Linked DNA regions of Homo sapiens: region 2 is linked to region 1. Evidence: chromatin loops called from intact Hi-C (ENCODE). Cell type or tissue: dorsolateral prefrontal cortex. All regions are shown on one strand. Links, peaks and the distances in the headings refer to the core of each region. The heading gives the core; the rest is flanking DNA. Region 1 has its middle 130 kb from the start of LINC01170. Region 2 holds the start of LINC01170 (long intergenic non-protein coding RNA 1170).

Region 1 (15,434 bases), core at 74-8,073:
ATCTGAAAGACAAATGTCTAGAAGAGGTGCGTACATTTAAAATTTTGCTAGGTATTGCCAACAATTTATTCAAACTTGTATTAATTTTTATGCTAAACAACGAAGTAGGAGAGTCCTTGTTTTTTTCTCATCCTGGAAAACACTAAATGTTAGAAAATGTTCTAACATAGTAGCCAGTATGGTAGCTAAAAAAACCCTCAAATTTCATTGTTGCTTTACTTTGCATTTATTTACGTGAGCACTTGAGTGTCTTTATATATGTTTATTTGACATCAGTGTTATCTTTCAATAAATTCCTGCCTGTGCCAGATATTGTGGTAAGTGCCAGGAATACAAAGATGTACAAGACAAGACACCTGTCTTTAGGGAACTCATGGTCTATCAGACACATAAACAAAAACTGCAGTGAAGTATTATAGGTACCACAGAAGAAGTTCATGTAGAATACTGAGAGAGTCCAAACAACCATGTGGGCAATTCTCCTACAATAGGTCAAGGCTATAGGTCAAAGGGCATGGAGGAGCTGAGCCTTGAATGTGACACGGTGGGAAAAAAATGAGTTTTAGAGATGGGGAGGCTGAAGTCCTGACTGTGTTACTTATTGTGTTATCTTGGGGAATTTCTGTGACCTCCCTGACCTTCAGTTTCTTCACCTGTAAAATGGGGATTATGCTTCCTAAATCACATTGTTAGGGGGATTACATGAGGGAATGCTGATGTGCCAGTAACTGCTCCATGTGAATTTTATTGTTAAGAAAAAAATCTTCTTGTTCAATAACCAGCTTTTCTTATATCCAAGTGGTAGTACTTCCACCCTCATCCAATTTTGAATTTTCAAATACGAATTGGTGAGTCTAGGGACTTCAGAGCATACCCTTGCTCCTATGTGGTAATGTCCTTAAATAACATAACTGCTGTTATTGTTTTTTTTTTGGTTTTTGTTTTTTGTTTTTTTTTTAGATGGAATCTCATTCTGTCACCCGGGCTGGAGTGCAATGGCACGATCTTGGCTCACTGCAACCTCTGCCTCCCGGGTTCAAGCAATTCTCCTTCCTCAGCCTCCCGAGTAGCTGAGATTACAGGCATGTGCCACCGTACCTGGCTAATTTTTGTATTTTTAGTGGAGACAGTGTTTCACTATGTTGGCCAGGCTGATCTCGAACTACTGACCTCAAGTGATCTGCCCGCCTCGGCCTCCCAAAATGCTGGGATTACAGGCATGAACCATTGTGCCAGGCCAACTGCTGTTATTATTATGTAATGCAGCTGACTTACGTTTCCATAGTTAAAGACAATAATTCCTTCTTGATAGAAATGGCTTATGAGACTGTTGAAAGAATGCTTAGTGCCAATTGGAAGATAAGAGGAGACCGAATTTCAAGTTGTGATTTGCAGAGAAGTGTGGTTGAAGCCATGTCTGTGCACTTGTGAGAAGCTAGAACATCTTCAGTACCAGCAGTGCCTTGATGATCTCCATCAAAGATTGGGAACCATTTAGGATTTCCCAGTACCAAGTGAAGTGTTCAGAAATGCTGACAGCAGACCAAGAGTCTTCCAAATGACATTACTCTTTTAGTTTCCATTTTAATTTAACACAGGTTTACTGAACTGCTTACCAAAATGAACAGTTACTCTTTGGGAAGGCTTCTGGGAGACATTGGGGTCCAAGAACTTTGCCTTTACGACTGGAAAGCAGCAGGTTTAATCATTTTAAACAAATATCATTCATTAAAATAAATAAGTATCATTTGTGAAAATATTTGTGTATTCTATTTTCCTTAAGAGAGCATGAATGGATTTATACACTTTGAATGGCTCCCAGTGGGTTTTGATACTTGAGAAAATCCACTTGGTCATTTGCTGATGTATAACATGTTTGCAAATGGGCAGTTTTTACATGCAGGCTGCCAAAACTACCCGTGGATAACAAAGAGCCCATGTCAAGAAGAGTTTGTTGCTTTCACACTCTGAACGGTCAGTTCTGAGGCACATGTGGGCAGGTCTATGCTATACTTACCACTTGTGTGCCCTAACCAAGAGTGTAGTGTAACCACTGTGTGGTTTGCCCTAAATATAGCCAAGTTCCTGTGATGTTTAAGAGACAATAACCTGCAGGGAATGCAAGCACTTTTCTTAGAAGTCAGTCACCCAAAGCCTCCAACCTAGAGCTCAAGGTGGGCTGAAAGTGGCAGAGTAACTTCCCCAATGCTCATTGCCTTCCCATAAAGAGGAAGGCCTTCAGAAGCCCAAAGTAATGACAAATTCAGGTGACATTTTTGGCCTTCTCTCCATGTCATTTTTATCGAGGCGTAGCATGCATACAGTAACCTGCACAAATCTTGAGTTTAGATGGATGAATTGATATCTGTCTCTCATGTGATTTGAAATAAAACTTAAGTGCAAGCTGTAAAACACAAGCTTTGCAAGTATTTTGAAATTAGAAGGATTTCTTTTTATATTTTCTGATTGCTAATTCTAGATAAATTAATTAAAGCTAAGCTTATCTCTCTTCCTCTCTGTGTATTTGCTTTTAGTGTCTTAAGCACCAGGCTGGTCTGACTCTGTTTAATATAGCCTTGCCTAAGAGCAAGAGAGGGAAGATTTTCTTCCCTTGGTGGTTCCAGACGGCGTGCTCTTGTACCCACAGGAGCTCAAAAGAGAAAATCAGGCTGAAAAACATCTCTGAAAATCTTGGCAATGTGTTTGAGGTGCTCTTTGGTAGTGCTTATTGGAAGCTAGAGGAATTGTGATTCTGGGTTTGAAGCAATCAATAAATCAAATGTAACATCTAAGGTAATTTTAGAGCATTCCCGGGGAAACATGGCTCATTCAGTTGCTCCTCTATCACTTAAAACAGAGTTCTTTGTCTTTGGGGTTGATGAGTAGGTATAAAAGCAAATCCAGAGCAAACTGTCAGATAAAGCAAACTCAATTCTTGTCCTATAATGACAAGGTCATGCACCACATAGAACTGCTTTTAGATTGGCTTTGAGTAAACTCAGATGAAGAAAAATTTGTATTAGAAAAAAAAGAGTGAGAAAAAAAAAACAAAAAACACCTCCCACCTCACCTGAGAATACAGAGGGATGAGAAGGCGTCCAGCTCTGGCAGGGACACTAGCAAATAGCTGTTTCCATAATGACTTCTTTACATTATTGAATACAATGGGAACTTTAAGGGCGACTGCAATAACAGTTTCTCATAAAAAATTAACAAAGAATTTATGGAAATGTAGGAAAAGTCCCAAAGCAATTAGCTTAGATTTCTCTAGAGTCTGAGAAAAGCCTGGATAATTGCATGCAGAAACCGCATAAAGTGGCTATTTTCATTATCGCTGGATACCGAAAGTCCATTTTCATCACAATGGGATATAATGATGTTAAAGCTAACAGGGAGATACGTTTAAAAAGGTTACAACACGGTTTACCAAATGGTTTGATTTATGTAACTTTGGAGATACACACTTAAGATTACTGTTAAGGCGACTGGAGAGGTTACCCTTGAAATTTCTAAAGACTCCTATATGATAGGAAAATATATTACAGTTTCTGAAAGCTAATTGTACATTACCACTAGGATGCACAAGAATGAATTTAATTTGTCTCAGAATTGAAAGTTGAATTGTACTACAAGCTGGCACATGAATATCCATTCTGACTGACTCTCTTGTAAATTGGCTATTATGTATGTTTATAGGTGCACCTAGGGCTGGGGTCCTCTCCCTGAATGTCTTAGAAACTCTGAGGTCCTGGCACCCTAAGGAAGCAGAGGCAACATTCTGAAAATCTGCAGAGTCTTTACTAGGCCTAAAGAGAGATTAGACATCATTATGTAAATGTCACTATTTTCAGTAAAATAAAATAAAATGAAGCGCATCATCTTTTCTTGTGATATTCACTCACAAGCACTGGCAGTTTAATGACTCTTCCCAAGTCCAGGAAAGCCATCTTCTCCCCGGCTGTCTGTGAAGAAATGGGGAAAGAGACATAATACAGTGAGCTTTCATCAACCCCCAGTGTCCTCTGCAATGTCACAGACACATACAGATCTGGATATCCTTTTCTATCTATAAAAAGCTGTAGTTAAGGCTGTGCCTGGGATTTGAATGATTCTTGAAACCATTAAATAGATTCTTGCTCTGAAGCCCACAGAATATTAATAACTTTTGTTAGCTGCAGTGTCAAAAGGATCATACAGTCTCAATCTTATTTGGTAAACACTCACTGTTTAAAAAAAAAAAGAAAGAAGAAAGAGATTATTTAAGTGGTTCCAACAAAAGCCTCAGCAGAGGTCCTACTCTGAATGGACACTGCTGCCTGGGGACAAATGTCAACACAGTTCAAGCTTTGTTAAAAGGACTGAAAGGATCCGCAAGCCTGCACACGGACACGCTTATGGCCAGCATTAAGAAAATCAATCTAAAATAACAACACCACATTCACATCCCAACCTGGCCAATACACTTCCAGCAGATGTGACAATCATATTTTGACAGTTCAGATAGCTGATAACGGATGGCAAAAGAAATTTCTATTTGACAGGGGACCTGAGTTTACACAATTACAGCCCTTCTGTTTGTCTGGGGCACATTAAGGACGCAAAAAGTGGAGAGAACAAACAGAAGCCAGTGTCTTGGTATAATCAAGGCAAAGTGATATGAGCCCCATCAGTATCATTCCAGTCTACTTTCAATTTTATTTCCTTCTGCATTTAATAGTAGCCCAAAGAATAAATTAAGATTCCTGCAGTCCTCCTTGTTTCCCAGCTTGCCATCTTTTTGCTAGGCTCTTTGTCATTTCAAATACATTTTTTTAAGCCCATCATTCACCTGGCTAATGAAAGAAAGGAAGGAAGAATGAATAGAAAGCTTTGTTGTAAATGGAACTGGCATTTCACTCAGGCATTCTGAGCAGCTCTGACATTCAACACCCTTGTACCTGAAACTCCTGGACATCTCCCATTCAGGCAGGTCAAATAAAGCTGTTCCTTGGGGGATAGTTTAAAACTACTTGTAACATGTTTTGATTTACAGATTATCAATTCTGCTGAGCAACAGAGGGACATATTTGGGAGTCGCATAAACAAATATATTCAGCGGTGCTGTGGATTAACCTAAAGTGACACATTTATTTAAAAATCTGCCTACTACTTGTCCTCATTGATTAAATGCCCTTAAGAAAGTAAGTCTGATGAAATGAAAGCCATTAAGATGCAGCACACCTCCTCTGCTCCTTTTGATGGTTGACACATTCCCTGGAGTGGGAGATTGGACGGCTGATAAGCTAACACTGAATTATAAGCACTTTGTGGAATGTCACTGGCAAATGAAAGATCTACTGTTTTGCTTGCAAAGCAACCGTATGCCTTAACAGCACAAAAATGGACACGGTGCAGAATTATTTCATCCTCAGTGCTTAGAATATAAACAAATGTGTACACCGTGCGTGCATTTTCACAGTAGAGATCAGCTCACAGCCAGCGAGGCTTGTTTCTGGCTGTAGTACCATTGATCATGAAAATAGAAGGGCCTGCCAAGGACTTTGTCAACGTTGTCAGGACTCCAACAAGCATCGGGTGATTTTGCTGTTGCCTGTTGTTACCTGAGCTTTCATAGTTTTGGAGAGGGGATTGTATAGGGGCATGAGAGTGTGTTGGTGGTGGAACTGAAGCGTGGAGAGGTTAAATGGAAAACTTTTTTTTTTTTTTTTTTTTTTTTTTTTTTTTTTTTTTTTAGGAATTAGAGGTGTAAACAACATTCGAAGTGTAGAGGATAGGGTGCCAATGTGGAGTTCATGCCATGTGTTTCCTTACTAGTCTTATGGCTTCGAGAAAATCACTTCAATTTGCTGAGTGTCCAGTTTCTTGAGCTGAAAAATGGAGCTAATAATGTTTGTTTTTTATTGGATTGTGGAGAGGATGGTGGGGAATAATGTACAAGGATGTGCTTTGTAAACAATTCAACACCATACAAACATCAGGGGTCATCACTAACCACAATGAACTAGAGCACCAGGAGTTTGCTCCAAGTGGAGGACACTCCCCCTGAGGGGCAGTGGTTCCCCCCCGCCATTGGCCTCCCTGCTGTGCCCTAGTTCTCCTGCCTGATGTCAGGCAGAATCACCGTGAATCTCCGTTGCAGACTGTTCAAGGCCCTAACAGAAACACGGAGAAGATCTGAAACATAGTTTAGACCTCAATCTGAACGATGTAATGAATGTATGTTAAGATTAGCAATCAATCACACTGTCTAGAATAAAAATAATAAAGGGACCCTAAAGTGCAATGAAACACTGGTAAATTTTGGAATTGCTTTGAAACTAAATTGGTGACAAGACTTGAGGAATAGTCAAACTACTTTTTTGTTGCTCTTTCTCTTTATGAGCAACAAAAATAAAAATAAAATCTTTAGTGAAAAGTTAATTTAAGGCTGGCCAATGGCTCATACCTGTAATACCAGTACTGTGGAAGGCCAAGACAGGAGGATCACTTGAGGCCAGGAATTCAAGACCAGCCTGACAAAACAGCAAGGCCTCATTTCTACAAAAGATTTTAAAAATTAGCCAGTAGCTGGGCCTGGTGGTGTGTGCCTGTAGTGCTAGCTACTGGGAGGCTGGGGCAGGAGGATTGCTTGAGCCTAGGAGATTGAGGCTACAGCGAGCTGTGATTACACCACTGCACTCTAGCCTGGGTGACAGAGCAAGATCAAGTCTTAAAAAAAATAGTTATTTTAGGTCTATCCACATAAATACTAATTTTCCTTCAAACCTTTCTCTTGGGCTTTGCCCATTAGGCACAGACATTTTTTCCCCCCAAAAGCTGTTTTGATAGCATTATTTGTTCCAAAACACCTGTGATTTGGATCAGGAAGAATTTGGGGCTGAGCTGACCCATGCCCATATTACTATGGCTCTCACGAGGCTTTCTCTCTGAGGCTGATTCTGGAGAGGGCTCCGGCTGTCCTGTTCCAGTCTGAAACTCGAGGTGGGGGTAGTACGAACAGTCCTGCTTAACCCCTGCCATGTGGTGGCCATAAAATGAATTTGGTTCTGGTTTTTGCTTAGCCACTGCTAGCTGTGTTGCTCTGGACTTAGCTCTTAAAATTCTCTCATAATAATAATAATGCTACTAACTAGGATAATAGCAAGAACAATGATGATGACTTCTAATTACTGAGTGCTTCTCAAGTGCCAAGCATTTTTAAAAGGGTTAATGTGTTGTATCTAAGGCCGGGCATGGTGGCTCACTCCTGTAATCCCAGAACTTTGGGAGGCCAAAACTGGCGGATCACAAAGTCAGGAGTTCGAGACCAGCCTGGCCAACATGGTGAAACCCTGTCTCTACTAAAAATACAAAAATTAGCAGGGTGTGGTGGTGCGTGCCTGTAATCCCAGCTACTTGGAAGGCTGAGGCAGGAGAATTGCTTGAACCCAGGAGGCAGAGGTTGCAGTGAGCTGAGATTGAGCCACTGCACTCTAGCCTGGGACAGAGTGAGACTCCGTCTCAAAAAAAAAAAAAAATTATTAATAGAATTCTCCTAGGAAGCTGAGATAGTGGGTACTATTATCACATCTGTGGTACCAGTTCAAATTCCTCCCTCAGTTTCCATATCTGGTAGATTTGAAAAGAGGGCTCAAACCCAAGGCTGGGGGACTGAATCCTGAGCTACATCCACCTTGCTCACCTCATAGGTCTGTGGAGAATATTAAATGTGATCAAGCCTGTGAAATCATTTTTTAAAATATTTATTTATTTATTTTAGAATTGTACTAGTGGCTGGGTGTGGTGGCTCACACCTGTAATCCCAGCACTTCAGGAGGCTGAGGCAGGCAGATCACTTGAGGTCAGCAGTTCGAACCCAACTGGCCAACATGGCGAAATCTCGTCTCTACCAAAAATACGAAAATTACACGAGTGTGGTGGTGCACACCTGTAATCCCAGCTACTCGGGTGGCTAAGGCATGAGAATCTCTTGAACCAAGGAGATGGAGGCTGCAGTGAGCGAGATCATATCACTGCACTCCAGCCTGGGTGGCAGAGGGGAGAGTCTGTCTCAAAATTAAAAATAAAAATAAATTTAAAAAATTGTATTAGCAAACCATTTCTTATGAAAAACTTTGAAATCACAAAAGAAGTAAAAACCACTTATAACTCTATTGATTTTTATAAGAAGATGTAAAGTCAAAAGTCCAAATCCCTTCCTACACCTCCCACCCCATCCCTCAGAGATAAACTCTAGTTAATAGCTGTTTTGTGTGCACTTCCAGATACTTTTTCTGACGAAAGTTCATTGAAGAGTAGCACACTCCAAAATCCAAGTGTGAGCCTGATTTCCTGCTGCTGCGGCATGAAGGTCACAGGCTGCCCTTGACCATCCAGCGTGTCAATTTCAGGATGCTCTGGCTGGCTTGAGCTGTGTGACGCTTCTGCAAGACCATCTGCGTGTGTCGAGGGACTGACGGCCCCCAGCTGGCCCACGTGCTGGGGAACGTGCTCTGACCTGTCTAGGATTTTTTGTCCCAGATTGTGTCTGTTTGCCTCTTTCTTTCTTCTTCTGTCTCTCTTCCTTGCCTGCTGACCCTCTTCTTTTACATTGTCCCCTATCTTGATGTCAGCAGAAAACATTCTGAAGTGAAAGTGACTGGTGGGAAGGGGAGAAGGGGATGAGGAAAAAAAATCAATGTTCTATTGCTATTTTTAGCTGCTGAGACTCCCTTCCCCTGATTTAGCTAAGTGCTTTGGGGCAGAACCAGCCACCACACTTGGTAGCTTCAGCAGATGTCCTATTGCTCCCAAGGGAATAAACCAGATACCTGGAAGGAAGGGGAGACCTTGGAGCTTTATAGGAATTGGTGAATAGGTGGAAGAGTGAGCTCATGTTTATTCTCCAAGTGCCTGGTGAAACCCCTGCCCAAGCTCAGATCCCAGGCATAGAGCTCACCCTGGGCTTCTCCCGTGGCTGAAAAGCCCTGAGTGACAGTGGAGCTAGTGGCAGCAAGATTGATTTTCAGAAGATAATTCCAGTGAATTTACTTGGTCAGATGGGGAGAACCAGTAGCAGATATTTCTGCTGTTAGGGCCATTTTATGCTGAAGATTGTAAGGCATTCCCATTCCCATGGAATTCAGAGCAGCCCAGTGGGCTTGCCTGGACACCCAGAGCAGCACTGCCTCCACCGTGGTCCAGGCGTCCTCTATCTACCTGGAAAACACAGTTTCTTTTTCAGAATAAATGTTTAAGTCAATACTGAATAGAGGAAATTGTAGTGACAGGACCTGCATACTTGATGTATACATCTTCTGCTCCTCACTTCTTTTTTTTTTTTTTTTTTTGAGATGGAGTTTCGCTCTCATTGCCCAGGCTGGAGTGCAATGGCGTGATCTCGGCTCACCGCAACCTCTGCCTCCCAGGTTCAAGCAATTCTCCTTCCTCAGTCTCTCAAGTAGCTGGGATTATAGGCATGTGCTACCATGCCTGGCTAATTTTGTATTTTTAGTAGAGACAGGGTTTCTCCATGTTGGTCAGGCTGGTCTCGAACTCCCGACCTCAGGTGATCTGCTGGCCTCGGCCTCCCAAAGTGCTGGCATTACAAGTGTGAGCCACCATGCCCGGCCTTCACTTCTCTTTTACATTTGACTGAACTGATAAAAGTAACCTAAAATCCAGAAACTTTTCTTGCTCCAACTGCTGCCTTGTGACTCGTTTACATAGTACGTTTTCACCTCTTCATAACTGGCTAAATGTAGTTTTAAGCAGAATCTTGGTTGTCCAGTTGATGTGGCGTGGCTCTCACTGCCTCTTTCTCACACATGCAGAATAATGTAGAACTGATTCCATCTAATAATAAGGAGGTAGAAGTTCCACTAAGAGAAGTTAGTCACTCATGGCATTGGAACCATGAAAGGGAAGCTATGAGTGGTTTATCAATGTCAGAAGGAGCCAGGGATTGAATTACAACTTAATATGCACAGTTGGGTGTATTTTATTATTTATAACACATGCTTCATTTTTAACACTCCTCTGAATGCAATATCACTCTTCATCACTCTTCGGATGGGTCTCCCATCCTGAACCCCTCCCTTGCCCAACCTCCATCATTTAAAATACTGTGAACTGTTGCTGTCAGGCAGGCTAGTGCACATGGAGCCAGGGATATCTGGTTTCATTTTTGCTTTTTTAAAAAGAAGTCAAGTCTAGATCTCTCAACTGCGTATTCCAAAGGCTTCATGAATTGAAAACGAAGAAAAAATATTCTATTTTTGCATTAAAATACAGCTTGTGCTCTATTTAAAAAAGAGCTTGTGCTTACCTAGGAGATTCAAAATACAAAAATAATAGACTCATTCAAAAGTATCTGTGACTCTCTGGGGGACATTGTGCTAGGCATTCGGGATACAGACATGAGGAGTTAGACAGGACTCTGAACTCATGGAGCTTACATTCTTGTTAGGCAAAAAGCAAGATAATTATAGATTGCAACTGAATGCTATGACTGAAAAACAGTAACTGTCTGATAGATAATCAGGGCCAGGCAGAGGAAGGGGCTGCTGTCCAGTGATCGTCTGCAGAAGGAGGAGGCAATTAAGCTGGTTGAGGCAGAGATGTTAATTTTCAGATCCCTGCTAGGCCATTTATAAACTCCTTTGGCAGGTCTCGAGTAGCTCATCATTGTAACACGGACAATGAGGCAGGTTGCAGGAGGGTCACATGGAGAGTTCCCACTGGAGATCTACTGGTTTGCTAGAGCTACCATAACAAGGTACCATAGACTGGATGGCTTCAGCAACAGAAATTTTTTTTGTCATAGTTCTGGAGGCTGAGAAGCCTGATATCGAGGTGTTGACAGGGCTAGTTTTTGGTGAGGCTTCTCTTCGTGGCTGTAGATGGCCGTCTTCTCCCTGGATCTTTATATGTCACCATTTGTGCATGCACAAGTCTGTGTCCAGATTTCCTTTTCTTATAAGGGCAATGGTCATACTGGGTTAGGGCCTAAATTAGCGATCCTATTTTAACTTAATTACCTCTTTGAAGACCTTATTATCTGCAAATACAGCTACATTTTGAGGTACTGGGGGTGAGGACCTCAACTATGACTTTTGAAGGAAGAAAACTGAGCCCTTCAGGAGAGGAAAAGAAGAATGTCTACCTTTCTGAGAATGGTTGTAGATTTTTGTAGGGATGCAGTTTGGGAACATTATCTTATCCTCTGGGTATCTTGTAATGTGCTGCACCTTGTGTCTAAGAAAAATGACCATCAGATAACACATTCAAGGACCATTTTGCATTCTTCAAGTACACTGGGCATCAGTGGGTGGGTCCTGTCATGGGTCAGCCTCCTGGGAACCTTGGACTGGACTGCAGATTTTTTTTTTTGACAATGTTTTACATCTATTATTCAAAATGGGAAGTTGATGTGACTACCAATTCTGAAAAGGTGCTGCTGAACATTCTCTATCTAATTGAATATATATTAAAATTATCAAGCCAAATCATTAGAAAAAGAACACCTACTTTAAAAATTTTTGTTGATACATTCATAATTTTGTACCATAAAAGGAAATCAATTGACAATTGATTGAAAACTATGTGGTCAGTGCTCTGCTAAGGGGGAACTAGAAACACACAAATTGATTTATTCTTTCTTTCACTCAACAAATATTTATTGAGTCTTTACTGTAGGTTTTATCTACCATGTCCATTTTAGAAAACCTGGCTAAAGATAATTCAAGCATGATCTGATTTCACTAACTGTGGGAGGTGGATATTTAAGTAGACAATTAAAATGGGCCAGACTCGTTGGCTCATGCCTGTAATCCCAGCACTTTGGGGGGCCAAGGTGGTCCGATCACAAGGTCAGGAGTTCGAGACCAGCTGGGCCAACATGGTGAAACCCCATTTCTACTAAAACTACAAAAATTAGCCAAGAATGGTGGCACGCACCTGTAGTTCCAGCTACTCTGGAGGCTGAGGCAGGAGAATCACTTGAACCCGGGAGGCGGAGGTTGCCACTGCACTCCAGCCTGGGCAGCAGAGCAAGACCCCATCTCAAAAACAAACAAACAAACAAAACAATTAAAACAATGTGACACCTGAGTAGAGTAAGTACAAATGCAGGCATGATCTGAGTTTATCCAATTTGTTCGATGTGCTTTTTATTGTAAAATCCCTCTACAAACCACTGTGCTGGGGGCATAGTAGAGATAAGACCAGAAAGGTCTGGGATATCACATTACTCAGAGAAGGTTTCCTGGCTCCCATGGAATTTCTGGGCAGAACCTGTGAGTCTGCATGTTTCTCTTAGTAGACTTGATTAATAAGTATGTATCAAAGAATCAAAGAAAATGGCCAGGTCTTGTTTTACAAAGACACTCACATGAACATATTCAAACTGATACTCCCAAACTACTTGCTCTTACTCTACTCAGGTGTCACATGGTCTTTTTTTTTTGAGATGGAGTCTCACTGTCGCCCAGGCTGCAGTGTAGTGGCACGATCTTGGCTCACTGCAACCTCCTCCTCTTGGGTTCAAGCGATTCTCCTGCATCAGCCTCCTGAGTAGCTGGAATTACAGGTGCGCACAACCACACCTGGCTAATTTTTGTATTTTTAGTAGAGACGGGGTTTCACCATGTTGGCCAGGCTAGTCTCAAACTCCTGACCTCAAGTGATCCGCCCGCCTTGGCCTCCCAAAGTGCTGGGATTACAGGGATAAGCCACTGCCCTCTGTCAAATTGTCTTAATTGTTTACTTACATATCCACTTCCCACGTTTAGTCTGTGCATTTCTGTAGTGCCAGAAGTGGAGCCCACTGAATGGTTGATAAACATTTGTCGAATGAATGAATGAATCAATTTGGAATTTCTTGGAAAGCTTTTCTTTGTGTAGGTTGTTTCAGACTTTGTAGTAATTATATATATATATATATATATATGTGCATTATTTTATATTTTTTAAGACACTGGCTTTCACTATATTGTCCAGGTAGGAGTGCAGTGGCCATTCATAGGTGTAATCACAGTGCACTACAGCCTCAAACTCCTGAGCTCAAGCCATCCTCCTGTCTCAGCCTCCTTAAGTAGCTGGGACTACAGGCATGTGCCACTATGCCTGGCCAATATATTTTTGAATTAGATTAAAAATGCATCACTAAATTGTGGCACACAATAGTATCTAGACAGAGTTCTAAAGTACATTTGGATGCATGCATGACAAGTGTGATCCATTAAAAGGGCTTCGGAAGGTATCTTTTATGCATTGTCTAAATGGAAGGCTACTAAAAATGCATGAGAAAGAGAATGAGAGCACAAGTGAGAGTGAATTGAACTTAGCATTTGGAAAAAAAATGAGCACCTTGGTCACATTCATCAATTGTACCAAGATATTGCTCAGGCCTTGCAGAGATGGGAACACAGAGTACCGTGGGCTCTTAACTATTCCCAAGGGCCAGAGCTCCCTGATATGCTTCTCTGTCATATTTGTGGGCTCACATAAAATCAATAGAAGTTCCAGGAGAGTCAGGAAAATATGTGAGGATAACTTCTGGTTTCAGGGGATTTTAACTGATTCTAAGAAATTTGGACAAAAGACCAGTGAAAATCTCTTAGCAAAACAAAAATCGCTTCTGAGATGAATTGTAACTAAATGAATGGGAAACACCAATAATTATTCCTATCTTGAAATTAATAGTATCTGGAGACAAAGTGATAGAAGATGAAATATGTACATTGGAAATCCATAATATAAAGTTTATTTAACATTTATAAAATCATCATGTTCAACAATAAGAGGTTAATTAAATTATGATACATCCTTATGATAGATTACCTGATAGCCATTAAATATATATTTTTTAAATTTAAAAGCTATGAAAAACACTTATGCAATAAACTAAAAAGTAGGTTACAAAAATATATAAATATTAAAAACACAATTGTGTAAAAATATGTATAGGAGAAAGATCAAAGACCTGGCTGCCAGAATGTTAACTGCTATTTTCAGGTGTATGTATGTGTAATGTGTATGGGGGAATGAAGGTCAATGGTTTTTCTACATAGCTATTTTCCTATATTTTCCATGCATTTAAAAAATTTTCTTTTAGGCTGGGCATGGTGGCTCACGCCTGTAATCCCAGCACCTTGGGAGGCCAAGGCAGGTGGATTACAAAGTTAGGAGTTCAAGACCAGCCTGGCCAACATGGTGAAACCTGTCTCTATTAAAAATACAAAAATTAGCCAGGTATGGTGGTGCACAACTGTAGTCCGAGCTACTTGGGAGGCTGAGGCAGGAGAATTGCTTGAACCCGGGAGGCAGATGTTGCAGTGAGCCCAGATCGTGCCACTGCATTCCAGCCTGGGTGACAGAGTGAGACTGTCTCAAAGAAAAAAAAAATTCTTTTAAATTATGAAAATTTCAAAGAAATAGACAAGATTGGCAATCACAGAAATGATACTTATGCACCCATCACAAAGATTAAACAGATGCTAATAATAGGCCATATTTGCTTCCGATCTCTCTTTAAAACATACAAGAAATTTGACATTACAGGTAACAACTTTAGTGTCACTCCTCTCTCCTATTCTCCCACCCGCTTTGTAGAAGTAATCACTGCTTTTTCTTTAGGTACATGTTTGCCTAGAATAAACATTGCATCTCCCAGATATTGCCATTTGAGTGAATTCCGGCCAGTGGAAGTGGAATTAAAGTAGAAGTTATATGTACAACATCCTGGAGGATTCGCTAAAGAAGGAAGGGCCCCTTCTCTTTCCTCTTCCTCCTTCATACTGGCTAGAGTGGGGCTATCATGGTAGGAGCTCTCTTGGACCACTACGTAGAAGCTATGGGCTATGGACGGTGGCGCTACGAGACAGAAAAATTCGTTTTCTTCATGCCTGCAGAGTTGCCATCTCAACTAAAGCAACTTATGTAGACTTCTATTTGACAAATCTAATTCTAATGTATTTATGCCACTATCACTAAATTTCTTGTCAATGGTAACCTAAATTAACCCATACACTGTGCATCATTCTGAAATACGTCTTGTAATTTTTAACACATATGTATGTATCCTAAACTATATGTAGTATGAGTTAATATTATAACTAAATATTATACTGTACATATCCTTTTGTAATTTGCTTTTCAAAAAATATAACAAGTTGTTTTTCATAATCATTCATGTTGATATCTGTAGATGCAGTTCACTAATTTTGGCTGTTATATATTATTCTACAGTTTATGTCTATCCCCCTTGAGGAATATATAGATTGGTTTCACTTTTTTATTATTATAAAAAGTGCTATAACAAACATCTTTGTACATGGTTTGTTGTGTAAATGGTGAGTTTCTCAAAGGTGGATACCTAGTGGTGGAATTTCTGGGTTAAAGAGTACACATGGCCAGGCTTGGTGGCTCATGCCTGTAATCTCAGCACTTTGGGA
Region 2 (16,176 bases), core at 3,678-11,677, 140 kb after region 1:
CTGCCTGGGGAACAGAGGTAACAGCTACCTACACATTAGCATACTAGGAAGCAGTAAGAGATCCGCTGAGACTGAGCTGCAGATATCTGGTTGTTCTTTCTTTGTTTTCTAAGGTGTGGACACTGGCTATCCAGGTGTGAGCATCTTTAGCAGTGACATATTAGCTCAGAGACATGGGAGCTGAGAAAACCATGGGACTGTGAAAAAGTGCCTTAAATAAGGCTGGTTCCTCCTTGAACACTCCCTCCCCAACTTGCCTTTGCTTATCTACCTGGACATCTCTTACTAAGGGAATGCTTCAGATCTTCCAGAGTGAGGATTGTGACTTATTAAAGAAAACAGCTGTTAGGTTCCTATTACATGACTGGTTTTGAACAGACACCAAGACATTTTCCATCTGATGATGAGCGTTAACCTTCTTAAGTGGCTGAAAAGCTAAATATCCCTGTAGGTGATCAGTGTGATCCTCAGTCATTAGTTTAGCCTCTGGCTGTTTTGATTTCAGAGTGATAATAAAGAACTTAGTAAAGAAGCCACCACAGAACCAGCACAAGCTCACAGAGGAGCTTCAAATGCCTGCCTCTGGTTAAAATGGATTTATTTGCTCAGGTTAAAGGATTTGCTACCCAGACCAGACTTGAAAGTCTAAGACAAAGACTTGACAAGGAGGAGAAACAGGAGAAGGTAGTATGAGGGTTTTTGTTGTTGTTGTTGTTTTTTACAAAAATTGTCAGTTTTTCTCGTTGCTTAATTTACCATCATTATATTTTGGGAGATGAAAGAAAGAAATAAGTCATCCTTTGACTCTGACTGCAAGACATCTCTGCTTCGACTGATAATAAAAAAAGAGCTGGATGGTATGAAGCCCCAGAAACGCAGCTCAATCACTCCCCGCAATTACTGTGTCTTATTGATAACTTGCAGCTCTATCCAGCAAACGCCATCTCTGGAACAAAGCCTGTCACAGATCAGACTGAATCCATTAAAAAGCTTTGATTAACATGTCCCTAGGGTGTGCTGTGGAAACTTTTTACGCCAAAGACAGCCTATTGCTGCTGCTTCTGAATTGTCCTCCTGAAACACTCTTGTGTTTTAATCTAGTGCACAGTTTAAATTAAAAAACGGCAATGACTTTGTGTGACCTAAATACAAGCCACTTCTATTCAGGGTGGGATTTATCAACTGCTAACATATTAAGTGTTCAGAGAAGCAACAATTAACCTTACTGTGTGGTGGCTAATATTAATTATATATATATGTATAATACATATGTTGTGTATATAATCTCTTGTTCTTTCTTCTATTCTTAAACATGGCCCAGAGAAAGGGTCATAGTTAATGTGCTTTATCTAGTGGCTATAAAGCTTTGTGTTCATCCTTAGTAGAAAAGAAATTTGTTTATATTTGAGGAGCACAAGAATCACCCTCCCTGGTGCTTTTTTATTGGTCTCTGATATGGATATGGCAATAAATCGCAGTCTTTTGAAGCAAAGATGAAGCTCAGTCTTCCAAATGTGGAGTTGTTAGGGGCAGGGAGCTGCTAGTTGTCCACACAAATATCTCCCTTTCATTCTATGGGGGAAATTCAATCTTGAGGGAGGGTCTGTAAGGGGAGTGTGTGTGTCTGTGTGTGTGTGCGCATGTGTGTGTGTTTCTTTATTGCTAATATACATTCTCTCAAAATACAAGTGCTGAATGGTTGCATTTTGGGACTGTTATGAACTACATTAAGCAATAAAATGATTATCTTAGATGCCATAAACAGACACTGTGAAAACAGAAGGAGGGCACCTACCTACTGCTCTTCGCAGTATTTTAAAATCTCTGAAACTGATGGAAGATAAAAAGCTTTTCGTGGTAGGATTATTAAAGCAAATTTATTGTTGGCAGCCATTAATTATGGCAAAAAGATAAGAATGAATGAAAGAGTATCGGGTAGAGAATGTAGCAGCCCTGGGGCCCCTCTACTGTCTACCTAAATGTATAAAGACAGCTTTTTCCCTTCCATCACTAGAGAAATGAAGTCACACTCTCCTTTTAAGGCTACATCTTACCACTGACTGGGAACTCATGACACCTCCATCTTTCATCACATATAGTGATATATAGGTACAGAGGGGGACCTAAGGGATCTCAGATTGAAGAAAATTTATAGCCATTTAAATAAAATACATTCTGGTTAATTTGGGGTATACAAAAGTGTAATGGCCAGCATTCTGAAGTGGTTGAAATAGGATGGGTGATGTGTGTCAAACGAGAGTTGGGAGAACATGATTTATGAGGCAAATAAGGTCTAACATTTAGAAAAGAAAAATATCAAACATTTAATGTTTTCTTTTTTGATGAATTGAAAATGTTTTTCTTTTGTTCCTTCAAAACTCACCAAAAGTTCAACAGAATCTAAGATTCATGAAGGTATGTATCCTGGTGTTTTGTTCATGGTGGTATCTCTAGCTTCTAGAACAGTAATAGAACATAGTAAAACACCCAACAAATATTTACTGTTATTTGCATTGGATTCGCAGCAGAGAGAAGCTCATGACACATTATTACCAAAATGAGCAAGCCATAGCTGTTACTCCCTCTCGGCTTGTTTCATCACAGGGGTGTTAGGCACCCTAGTTGCTCACAGGTGCACCCTTACCCTCCCATCCTTCTTAACCTCAGACTTCCGCTAGCAGATATTCATTATGAGAGCAGCAACTTTGGTTTTGACAAAAGTAGACCTTCAGCATTTCAAGGGCATCCAACAGTGAGCTGACATACCACTGGGGAGCCCAGCACTTTATATTTAGTCTAGGTTCTGTTCCACACCTCTATTAATAGACAGTCTCTGGCAGCCTGGGATAAAGTGGAGTCAAAGTACTTTAGAATGAATAGAATGGTGACTGGATCTTTCTGAGTGGGATCTTTCACTCAGGCTGGTTTCTGACCTGGTTAACTCTGACTGACTTCCTTTCCACTGGTCTGCAGGACCATTTGCCTCCCAAAAGAACAGCATTTGATATGAGCCAAGCATAAGACTACTCGGTAAGAACCTCCTTGGAGAAGGACAGAGGTAGATTTGGAGCAATGGATCATGCATTTGCAAAACCAAACATCACTCTCAATGCCATACCTGTCCAGAAATTCTAATTTTCTTCTAAATATTTTATATTTGTCTTTGAAAGTTTATTTCCCCCTCCCATACCCACCCTTGGATCTGATATTGTACTTCCACTACTTCCTGGTCAAGGAAGTGGTCCAAAGACATGAGAAAAATAAGCTGTTCAAAAACAGCCAGTGGGCATTCTTCACTACAGGAAAAAATTGGGGAAAATGTAAATGTTTCAATGTAATTGAATTGTATATTAGATGTATATTAGATGACTAATCATTTGTATATTAGATGACTACTAAAAAGGCAAATAATAATAGAGGGAAATATGTAAGTGAAGAAGTGCTAAGCAAAAGTAAAACAATCTAACATAAAAACATAGGTTACAGCTAAAAAAGGCATTAATAAATATTTCAGAAGTCAATTTTTTTGGAAATGGGGAAGGGCAACAATCATTTAGTGAGTGTTATTTCCCAGGACTTTCACAAATGTTCTCATAACAAGTGTAGGCAATCAGCATTAGTATCACCGTTTTACACATGAAGATACTGACCTTCAAAGAGGTTGAGTATCTATCCAAGAAAACACTAGGAGGAAGAGACAAACTGAGAATTTCAACACAGAGATTTTCTGATGCTGAACCCAAACTCTCTCCATTACAATATTAATGTTTATTTGGTTATTCTTCTCTGTAAAGTTGCATTAAATTGCAATTTAAAAAATGTCATTTGATATAATTGCTTCAAACATTAGTAGATCATGAGTTAGCATTCATGTTACACTGACACAGTTGAGGCAAATAAAAATTGATGCTTATGAATATATTTAATTTCCAATTTGGAAAAAAGGAAGAATGTTAGCTAACTTGATAGATAAAAATCTTTCTCAGGCAGTTTAGCCTTTTTTCCTCTTCAGTGAAAATGCATTTTCTGGTGCTCTTTGACCTATAGGGCACAGGCTCATCTTTGAGGGAAGTAATATTAAGAATTCAGATTTGTTGCTAACTCAGTGTTGAGAAATGAACAAGCATGTGACCTCTTAGCCACTACTTCTAAATATTAGATCTATCCAATTTAGAAAATTAAACTTACAAGTCAAAATCTGGGTGTGGGGGCTTGTGCCTGTAGTCCCAACTATTTGGGAGACTGAGGCCAGAGGATCACTTGAGCCCAGGAGTTTGAGGCAGCAGTGAGCTATGATAGTGCCACACACTGCACCCCAGCCTGCGTGACAGCGTGAGACCCTGTCTCTAAAAATAGAAGAAAGAAAATTAAACTCACAGGTCTAAATACCTATAAATATCCATATCCTATTAATCCCTATCTGTTTCTCTTTTGCTCTGTGTCACATTTCATTCGTGGAGTAAAATATATTTCTAATGTCTCAACTTAAAGAAAAATTTAATACAGTACTGACAAGCATCTTTGGTCATGAAAATTATCTCCTTGCCTGAATCTAGTGCCCAGGTGAAGGGAACTTTCGTTCTGAACCCTAAAGCTTCAAGAATTTGAGTCTATAAAATAAACAGACAATAGATAGATTAGCATGAGAAAAGGCATACAAATTTGTTAACGTGCAAGGGCACAGGAGTCACACAAAGTATGAAGGGCAAGATGACTGAAGCTTGAATGCCCTCTTCATGAGGGACAGGGAAACAGGAGATTGATATGGTTTGGCTGTGTTCCCACCCAAATCTCATCTTGAATTGTAGCTCCCATAATTCCCATGTGTTGTGGGAGGGAACCAGTGGGAGATAATTGGATGATGCGGGCAGTTTCCCCCCTACTGTTCTCTTGGTAGTGGATAAGTCTCATGAGATCTGATGGTTTTATAAGGCGGTTCTCCTTTCTCTTGGCTCTCGTTCTCTTTCATCTTCATGTAAGATGTGCCTTTCACCTTTCACCATGATTGTGAGGCTTCCCCTAGCTACATGGAACTGTGATTCCATTAAACCTCTTTTTCTTTATAAATTACCCAATCTTGGGTATGTCTTTATCGGCAGCATGAAAACAGACTAACACAGAGATGTAGGCAATTTTAGAGAAAGAGTAAAGGATTTTTAGGTGGATGAATGGACCTGAAGAAAAGACAATAATCTGGGACAAAGTTCCTCTGGGCTCTGGGTGTGATGTCAATTCTAGTCTTCTTTCCTTCTAGTTAATCTTCCCGGTTTGATGAGATTATAGGGAGGAGGTCCAAGACAACTGCATTCCTTCTGGAGGAACATTGTTAGTCAGATAGGAGAATTTCAAAGGAAACCCTTCCCTGTGCTTCTGGAGGAGCAGAGGGGCAATAGACAGGAAGGCAGGAGGTCACCTTGGTGCTGAGGTTGCTTCTTTAGTTGAAAGTACTCAGCATGTCCAAGTGCCAGGCTTTGAGGTATCATTTTTCTAAGCCCCAGCACTAGTTATTTCACACATTGCCAACATGCCCAAAACATTTTGTTTTCCAAGCAATTTATTAAGACAATGACACTCCTCCTCATATTCCAGGGAATTATATTAATTATTAATGTGCACTGTATTATGTTACCATTTAGTGTAAGACACATCCTGGGTTTACTCTATGACTAGTCAGTTTGGAAGACCACCCAGCCTGGAACCCCGGGTGGTCTTGGGAAGAGCTTGGGTATTGGAAGTCAGCTCTGTATTTGGGTCCTGGCTCTCCTGCCTACCATCAGTGTGATGCCACACCATTTACTTGACTTTTTGGAACTCAATTTTCCTCTCCCTTAATAGGATTAGAAATGTATAGCATGCAGGTGAAGGACCTGGGATAATTAATTATACCAATTATATATTGGTAATATTAGTACAGCATAGAGTAGTGGTTCTAAAGTATGGTCCCCAGACCAGCAGGATCAACATCATGTATTACAAAGCAAGTTCTTGGGCTTGAACCCAGACCTACTGAATCCAAAACACTAGGGAGAGAGCTCAGCCATCTATGTTTTAGCTAAAGTTGGAAACTATTAGCAGAATGGTTAAGAGTGGAGAGCTCATTTAGAAAATTGGCTAATGCATACATTTACCTCATACAGGAGTTGTAAAGCACTCAGTGTTTGGCACTGAGTAGGCACTAGATAAATGTCAGTATTATTTACATCTGAGAAACAGAGTTTGTGTGCTGAAAACAGTATTTGAGTCAAATGTTCCTCTTAGGTAGGCAAAATATAATCGCTGCTAGGCACATGAATTTTGGACTGAGACAATGTGCGTTCAAATCTCATTTCTGCCAACATAGAAGCGATTGGTTTTGGGAAAGTGTCAAGGTCTCAATGTTCTTATCTGTAAAATGGAAATAGTAATAGTATCAACTTCAAGTAATTATAATGGCACTATAACATGAGTAGTAAGGTGTTGACAAAGATTTTCTCCTTGACCAATCTCTAGTCAGGTTATACTGATGCCTTTGCTAGACCGGACCTGACCGTAGGCTTCTGTCTCTAGCCTTGTAGAATCCGGTTTTAGCAAGAATCTTGAAAAGTTAGTTTAGAGAGAACCTCTCCCCTTGGTAATGGATGACACACACTATCTGATCAAATTCCTCATTGTCCACCATCTGCCAGCTGACGTCTGACCACTTTGGCCTGCTATCAGCAAGAATCTTGTTAGGTCAGATTAGCCAGAATCATTTTAGGCAGAATCCCCTCTTCCCATGATATTTCTTCTTAGCAATTTTCCATTCAGTGTCCCACCTCACTATAAATCTTCACTTTTCCTTATATTCAATGTTGAGCCCAATCTCTCTCCCCTACTACAAAACTGTATTGCAGCAGTATCTACTTTTATCACAATAGCCCTGAATAAAGTCTACCTAGCCATTTTAACAAATGTCAGAAAAATTGTTTCTTTACCAGCATGTTGGATGAAAATGTTAGTTGTTAAGAATTACTCTTCAAACAGAAGTAGTCTAATTGAATGACAAATGCTCACCCAATGATTTTATGTCTTAAGATTGTCATGGAGAATTATCTTATTATAAATTCCTGCTTACTCTTGAAGCTTCAATATAATTTCACCACTTTTTTTTAAGCTTCAGGATCAAAAAATATCCCACGATTTTCAATGAAATTAATCTGTGTGCTTAATTTGATGCTCCATTTAAAAAACAATACAGTGTCTCTGATAGTACCTCAGAAATAAATACCGTATGGCCTGGCATGGTGGTGTGTGCCTGTAGTTCCAGTTACTTGGGAGCTCCCGAGGCCAGGAGTTTGAGGCCAGCCTGGGCAGCATAGTGAAATCACATCTCAAGAAATTTTTTAAAGTTGTAAAAAAAAGAAATAAGTACTATAACTAGCAGCTGCCATCCTATATGAGAGGGTTACTCTATGTGTACATCTCCAGATGAAGGGTGACTCAGAGTAACACCACATTTAGTGCGATGCCATACCCAGTTTCACACTCTCAGATGAGGCTTTGTTATTCTTGAAGACTGAGGTCCCGTAGGTAGCCTGGAAAACAGTTCACAAAAGGCTCTCTGAATAGTGAATGCACATGCTTAACAAATCTGTTTTTGCTAGTCTCCATTACCTTCCTTCAGCAGGTGTAAAGCTTTAGTTCTGATATTCCTCTCCATTGTAGATGCCTGGCTCTAAGCCTTCTTTGTTTCTACCCAGATGCCAGCTTCTAGTTAACTATTCTTTTTTTTTTTTTTTTAAGCTACCAACCATCTGGAGGAAATCTGATTGGGGCTAGGGTCATTTTTGTACCTTTTAAAATGCGGTGTAGGTAAAAGGATTTGTCAAACCCATGAATGACCCTTCTCAGATCTCAGAGGCACTTCAGATTGGCAAGGGACTCCTTCATGAAGAAGCTGACTCAAGCAGAGGTAGCAACAGAGGCAAAGAGGAGCATGCTGAAGCTACAAGATGGGTTGAGAAATATAGATCTGCCCAATTATAATTCAAACAAAAACAAGTGAGAAACTGTAGTCGGTTGAGGCACTCTTGGCCGAGCATCTGGGCTTGGCATGCATGCATGCATAATTAGGCTTCAGGCAGCTGCAGGCTTCCACAGTGCAACAGGGCAGGCAGGATATCATAATACACAGTAGGTTGCATATCAATGAAACTCTTTTTAAATTCACATGAAGCCTAAGATAAAAAGACATCAGCAAAAATTAAACAGCATTCAAAACGGCAGTGAATTGTGATACAGGCCACCAGGAAAACGATGAAACCCGACCTGGTTTCCCCCCATTGTTCTGTTTCCTTCACACAAATAGATTAGAGCAACAGTGCTGACTTTGTTTTAAAATACACACACTCATTAGATCAAAGTGATCAATGCACATTTAAGCAACTTTCAAGGCATCACAGGAAGAGTGAAATGGTCTGCTTTATTTTGAAAGACAACAGAGAAAATCACACACATGCATCGGGGCATTGTGATATGCAGATGGTTGGCTTTCAGAAGAATTAAATATTCATGGAAGATAAAAATCTCTCTCATTATATTTTTAATGTATATGAGGCTTTGGGCTCAATGCCCTCTGTGTTCACATAACAGACAGACCCTGTTCTCCAAACACATGGATCTGCACACAAGGACGGCTCAGATCACATCCCGAGATGTCACCCTGGCCCGGGCCGGTCAGGCCCTTCCACCGCAGGGCTGCCCCATGGCAGCCAGTGACACCGCTGAGACAACTTTGCCGTGGCCTTACTTTCATTTCCTTGGTTGTTCAGTTTATGGCAAAAGACCCTCAGCTGTGTTTTGTTTACTAATTCCCCTAAGCCTGCCTTAAATCCAGACTGCCAGGGCCACAGGAAATCTTTCAGACCCCTGACAGGTACGGGTAAGTCTCTGAGGTACCTGGGCGTTTGCATTTGCTTCTATTACTAACCCACGTGCAGCATTATAACCTTCCTGCTTTTTCTTGTTTATTCCATGTCTTTGTTTGACAGAGATTCAAAGGGGTTTCTCAGAGGCTTTTAATCTGATTAACTACACATGGGTGACCACTGTAAGGGTTGGGATGCTACAGGACAGGCAGCACTGTCGGGTAGGGTCAGATTTGTCATCCCTCCTGCCCTCGCTTTCCCCAACACACTCCCAGTTTTCCCCTCCCCCACCCCGTGTGCCAGCTCACTCAGAAAATAGGATTCCAGATATGCTTTTATTGAGGAAGAATAATTAAAAAAAAAGATGTGTTTCTTCTTCATAGGGTGCTGAAATAATGAATTTATTAACCTTAGATCAGTGAAATGAATGAAAACTAAACCTGCTTAAAGGAAAGCATTAAGGTGAGAAAAATAAATATTCCTCTACATTTCAATTTGATTCTGAATTTAGTTCATTTTACTCCAGTTAGAAAATTGGCTCCACCTATGGCATTCACTGGAGTAGTCATCATCTTCTACACCGTGTCATTTTCCGTGCTTCTTTGTACATACATTCTTTCCTATGCTTTAAGACTGTATCGTCTATAGAAGATGAGTAATTATGATGAAGACTGAATCGTCACAGCATTTTGTTGTTGGCGTTCAGGTAATTGTAGCTGCGCGTGAGGTAGTTATTTGACCAGGTCTAATGTGTTGAATTGGTCTCTTGCTTTTTTTTTTTTGGTCACTGCTGTTGCCCTCCAATAAATTCCATCTTATCTTCAACTTAGATTTAAATACATGTGTTTTCTAGGTGTTGTTTCTATGCTCATATTTTAAACACAAGCATAAATGTACTTACATTACTGGATTCCAAAATGTAAATAGGTAGGACACTCAGGAATCAGATCTAACTTCCTTTTATCCCCCTGTCTGTGAACTGTGCTTTCAGTAAAAAGTAATGTTTCCATGTTGGGAATTCCCATTATTTCTTTTAAATATCCTCTAAAGCCCTGGTTTAAATAGGAATCAAAGTTCTTATTCCAGTGAGTGGAACAATGCAGTAATATAGATGTAGGGATCAAAGACATCACTGAACCATCAGCCTCCTGCCTCCAGTGTAGCCAGCCATCCTCAGCCATCCCCAGAAGCTGCATCCTCAGGGGCAGCACCCGGGGCTGAACAGTGAGCTGGCCAGGCTGGAGGGAATCTCCTCAGGGGAAATGTGTGAATAGACCCTGATTTGGAGGCAATATCCTCCCCCGCACCCTTTATTGAGGTATGATTAACACATAAAAATTGTATATATTTTTTACAACATGATATTTTGATATATACTGTGAAATTATTACCACAATCAAGCTAACATCCATCACCTCACGTGGTTACCTCTGTTTCCCTGGTGAGAACACTTAAGATCTACTCTCTTAGCAAATTTCAAGTACACAATACATTATTACTAATTATGGTCACCAAGCTGGACATTAAACCTGAACTTATTTATTTGAGAACTTAAAGTTTGGCTGAGTGTGGTGGCTCATGCCTGTAATCCCGGCACTTTGGGAGGCTGAGGTGGGAGGGTCACTTGAGACCAGGAGTTTGAGACCAGCGTGGGTAACAATGACATCCCATCCTTACAAAAATTAAAAAAACTATCCAGGTATGGTGGTGTGCACCAGTAGTCTCAGCTACTCAGGAGGCTGAGGTAGGAAGATCTCTTGACCCCAGGAGTTCAAGGCTGAAGTGAACTATGATTACCCCACTGCACTCCAGCCTGGGTGACACAGCAAGACCTTGGCTCTTTAAAAAAAAAAAAAAAGAAAGTTTGTACCCTTTGAATAATATTTCCCCTTTTTTTTCCATGACTCAGCCCCTGGTCATCACCATTTTACTCTCTGTTTCTATGTATTTGACTTTTTTTTAAAGATTCCACATGTACATGAGACTATGCAGTATTTATGTTTATTTATCTGGCTTATTTCATTTAGCGTAATGTCCTCTAACTTCATCCATGTTATTGCAAATGGCAAGATTTCGATTTCTTTCTCCTTTTTTTTTTTTAAGATAGGATCTCACATTGTCACTCAGGTTGGAGGGCAGTGGTGGGATCACAGGTCACTGCATCCTTGACCTCCTGGGCTGAAGTAGTCCTCCCGCCTCAGCCTCCGTGGTAGCTGGGACTACAGGCACATGCCACTGCACGCAGGTAATTTTCTTGCTTTTTTTTTTTTTTTTGTAGAGACAGGGTTTTGCTATGTTGTCCAGGCTGGTCTTGAGTTCTCAGGCTCAAGGGATCTGACTACCTTGGCCTCCCAAAGTGCTGGAATTATAGTCATGAGCCACCATGTCCGGCCAGATAGCCTTCATTTTTAAGGCTCAATAATAATATTCAATTGTGTGTATTCGTCCATTCTCACACTGATATAAAGAATACTACCTGAGACTAGGAATTATAAAGGAAAGAGGTTTAATTGACTCACAGTTCCACTGGCTTAATGGGAAGCATGACTAGGAGGCCTCAGAAAACTTATAATCATGGCAGAAATTGAAGGGGAAACAGGCAACTTCTTCACAAGGCTGCAGGAGGGAGTGTGTGCAAGTGTGAAGGAGGAACTGTCAAACACTTATAAAACCATCAGCTCTCATGAGAACTCACTCACTATCATGAGAACGGCATGGGGAAAACCACCCCCACGATCCAGTCACCTTCCACCAGGTCCCTCCTTTGAGGTGGAGATTACGGGGATTACAATTCGAGATGAGATTTGGGTGGGGACACACAGTCAAACCTTATCAGTGTGTTGTAGGACACTTAGATTATTTCCTTATTTTGGTTATTATGAATATTGCTGCAAGGGGGAATGTGGGAGTAGAGCTATCTTTTTGAGATAGTGATTTTATTTCCTTTGGATATATACCCAGAAGAGGGATTGCTAGATCGTATGGTAGTTCTATTTTTAATTTTTTGAGGAAACTCCATACTATTTTCATAGGGCTGTACCAATTTATAGTCTCACCAACAGTAGATAAGTGTTCCCTTTTCTTCACATCTTTCCCAACCCTCATTATCTTTGACTTTTTGATAATAGCCAACCTAACAGGTGTGAGGCAATATCTCACTGTGGTTTTGATTTGCATTTCCTTGATGATTAGTGATGTTGGGCATCTCTTCATGTACCTGTTGGTCATTTGTATATCTTCTTTGGAAAATTTTCTATGCAGCCCTTTTACCCATTTTTCACTTGGGTTATTTTGTTGGTTTGTTTGTTCATTTGTATGGTATTGAGTTGTAAGAGTTTCTTATATATTTTTGATATTAACCTTTCATTGGACATACAGTGTTCACATATTTTCTCACATTCCATAGGATGCCTTTTCATTTTGTTGATTGTTCCTTTTGCTGCGCAGAAATTTTTAATTTGATATAGTTATACGTGTTTGTTTTTGCTTTTGTTGCCTGTGCTTTGAGTGATAAGTAAAAAAAAATTGCCAAGAAAAATTTCAAGGAACAAAAGTTTTCTTCTATTTTTATAGTTTTCTATATGTTTTCTTCTAGTTTTGTAGTTTCAGATCTTGTGTATAGGTCTTCAATTCATTTTGAGTTAACCTCTGTGTATGGTATAAAGTAAGATTCCAATTTTATTCTTTTGCATATGCATATCCAGTTTTCCCAATGCCATTTATTGAAGAGATCATCCTTTCCCTATTGTATATTCTTGATGCCTTTATCAAAAATTAGTTGACTGTAGTATACATGTGGGCTTTTTTCTGGGCTCTCTATTCTGTTCCATTGGTCTACTTGTCTGTTTTTAATGCCAGTACCATACTGTTTTGATTATTATTGCTTTGTAATATAATTTGATATCAGAAAATGTGATGCTACTACCTTAGTTCTTCTAATTCAAGATGGCTTTGTTTATTCAGGGTCTTTAGTGATTTCACACATATTTTAGGATTTCTTTTCTATTTCTGTGAAAAACACCATGGGAATTTTGACAGAGGTTACATTGAATCTGTAAAGCATTTTAGGTAGCATGGACATTTTAGTAATATTAATTATCCCAATCAGTGAGCACAGGGTATCTTTCCATTTATTTTTATCTTCTTCAAATTCTTTTGTTAATGCTTTATGATTTTAGTTTACAGATCTTTCTCCTCCTTGGTTAAATTTATTCCTAAGTACTTTATTCTTTTTGATGCTATTGTAAATGGGACTCTTTTCTATTTTTTTAGTTTTAAATTTAAAAATATTTAAAATTAACACATAGTTGTATGCATTTTGGGGTAAAGTGTGAGGTTTTGATACATGTGTAGATTGTGTAATTATCAAATCAGGATATTTAGCATATCCATCATTTCATGCATTTATCATTTCTTTGTGGTGAGAACTTTTAAAATTCTCTCTTCTAGTTATCTTGAAATATTCAATATTGTTAACTGTAACACCCTACTCTGCAATAGAATAGTAGGACTTACTTCTCCTAACTGTAACTTTGTACCTGTTAACCAACCTCCCTATCCCTACTCCTACCTACCCTCCTTAGCCTCTCATAGTCACTATTCTACACTCTACTTCTGTGAGATCAACTTCTTTAGACTCCACATATGAATGAGATCATGTGGTGTTTGTCTTTTTGTGTCTGGCTCATTTTTCTTAGCATAATGTCCTCCAGATTCATCCATTTTACCAGAAAATATCAAGGTTTTATTCTTTTTTTATGCCTGATTTAGTATTCCATTGAATTATATGTATATATATATATATATATATATGCACACACACTATATATATATATATACACACTATATATATAATATAATACTATATATAAGAAATATAGTATATGTGTTACATACTATATATAGTATAAATAGTGGTATATGTGTTATATATATGGTATATACTATATATGGTATATAGGTTTAGGATATATACTGTATATATGGTATATAACAAGTATACCACATATATACTATATATGTGGTATGTAACACATATACCTCATTTTCTTTATCCATTTATCCATTGATGAACACTTAGGTTGTTTTCATATCTTGGCTATTGTGAATATTGCTGCAATAAACATGGAGTGCAGCTATCTCTTTGGCATATCGATTTCAATTCCTTTGTATATATACTCTGCAGTGGGATTGATGGGTGATATGGTAGCTCAATTTTCAATATTTTGAGAAACCGCAATACTGTTTTCCCTAATGCCTGTACTAATTCATGTTCCCATCAACAGTATATCAGTATTCCCCTTTCTCCACATCCATGCCAACATTTGTTATTTTTTTGTCTTTTTGTTTATAGCTGTTCTAATGGTGGTGAGGAGATATTTCATTATGGTTTTCACTTGCATTTCCCTGATGATTAATTATGTCAAACATTTTTTCATATACCTGTTGGCCATTTGTATGTCTTCTTTGGGGAAATGTCTATTCAGGTCTTTTGCCCATTAACAAAAAATCAAATTGTTAATTTTTTTTCTACTGAGTTGAGTTCTTTTTATACTCAATATTAACCCCTTGTCAGACGCATAATTTGCAAATATTTTCTCCCAGTCTCCATTTTGTAGGTTGTCTCTTCACATTGTTTTGTTTGTTGTTGTTTAGAGGTTTTTTGGTTGGTGTAATTCCATTTGTCTATTTTTGCTTTTGTTGTTCGTGCTTTTGAGGTTTTATCCAAAAAATCTTTCTCCAGACCAATGTCATGAAGCATTTCTCTTATGTTTTCTTTTAGTGGTTTTATTGTTTTGGGTCTTAACATTTAAGTTTTTAATCTATTTTGAGTTTATTTTTGTCAGTTGTGAGAGATAGGGTTCCAGCATCATTCTTCTCCATGTGGATATCCAGTTTTCCCAGCACCATTTATTGAAGAGACTTTGCTTTCTCTAATGTGCGTTCTTGGCATCTTTGTTGAAAATGAGTTGGCAGAAAATACGTGGATTTGTTTCTGGGCTCTCTGTTCTGCTCCTTTTGGTCTATGTGTCTGTTTTTATGCCAGTATCATGCAGTTTGGGTTACTATATGGCTTTGTAGTGTAGTATATTTTGAAGTAAGAAAGTGTGATACCTCCAGCTTTGTTCTTTTTGCTCAGGATTGCATTGGCTAGTTGGGAGTCTTTTGTGATTCTGTATGCATTTTAAGATTGTTTTTTCTATTTCTGTGAAGAAGTTATTGGTATTTTGATAGAGATTGCATTGAATCTGCAAGTTGCTTTGGATAGTGTGGACATCTTAAACAATATTAGTTCTTCCAACCCATGAACATAGGATATCTTTTCATTAATAAAGCATTCATCAATGTTTTATAGTTTTCACTGTAACAATCTTTTACCTTCTGAGTTAAATGTATTTCTAGGTATTTTATTTTTTGTAAGTATTGTAAATGGGATTGCTTTCTTGATTTATTTTTCAGGTAATTTGCTATTGGTGTATAGAAATGCTACTGATTATTGTATATTGATTTTGTATTCTGCAACTTTACTAAATTTATTTATTGATCCTAACAGTTATTTTGGTGGAGTCTTTAGGATATTCTGCATTTAAGATCATTTCATCTACAAACATAGAACAATTTGGCTTCCTTTTTTCCAATTTGGATGTCCTTTATTTTCTTCTCTTGCCTAATTGCTCTGGCTAGGTCTTGCAATACTATGCTGAATAAAAGCTGTGAAAGTGGATATCCTCATCTTGTTTTAGATCTTAGAGAAAAAGCATTCAACTTTTCCCCATTCAGTATGGTGTTAGATGTGATTTTGACATATCTGGTCTTTACTGTGTTGGGGTATATTTTATTTATACCTAACATATTCAAAATTCTTATCATGGAGACATGGTGAATTTTATCAAATGCCTTTTTAGCATCTACTAAAATGAACATACGGTTTTTGTCTTTGATTCTGTTAATGTGACATGTCACATGTATTGATTTGCATGTGTTGGACTTTTTTTTGCATCCCTGGAATTAATTCCACTTGATCACAGTGATCTTTTTAATGTGTAATTGGCTAGTATTTTGTTAAGGATTCTGCATCTGTGTTCATCAGGGATACTGGCCTGTAGTTTTTCTTTTTATGGCATGCCCTTGTCTGATTTTGGCATCAGGATAATGCTGGCCTTGTAAAATGAGTTTGGAAGAATTCCTCTTAAATTTTCTGGAACAATTTGAAAAAAAAAAGTGATAAATTCTTTAAATGTCTGATAGAATTCAGCAGGGAAATCATCCATTCTTGTGCTTTGATGGGATA

Evidence for each region. A loop is a pair of places that touch in the nucleus more often than their neighbours do. Peaks named below come from ENCODE experiments on the same cell type or tissue, not always from the same donor. Only the 100,000 strongest peaks of a DNase experiment are listed, where the experiment ranks them.
Region 2: a loop joins it to region 1, with 2.8 times the contacts of the local background. A loop is called at or near these places in 2 of 110 quality-filtered maps.

Annotation. Positions count from the first base shown.
Region 1 is chr5:124,563,801-124,579,234 of GRCh38, reverse strand. No RefSeq gene overlaps it. Among named protein-coding and RNA genes, the nearest start is that of LINC01170, 130 kb to the right of the region's middle. In dorsolateral prefrontal cortex, for the core only: no CTCF peak of the experiment used is centred there; DNase peaks (open chromatin) are centred at 4,354 and 5,482; H3K4me3 peaks cover 1,656 bases; H3K27ac peaks cover 5,950 bases.
Region 2 is chr5:124,431,112-124,447,287 of GRCh38, reverse strand. LINC01170 (long intergenic non-protein coding RNA 1170) reads left to right here and starts at 8,768. Exons shown (of 6, transcript NR_125774.1): 1 at 8,768-8,893; 2 at 9,412-9,591; 3 at 10,993-11,130. RefSeq lists an enhancer at 4,485-4,991. In dorsolateral prefrontal cortex, for the core only: no CTCF peak of the experiment used is centred there; DNase peaks (open chromatin) are centred at 8,077 and 8,677; H3K4me3 peaks cover 2,429 bases; H3K27ac peaks cover 3,949 bases.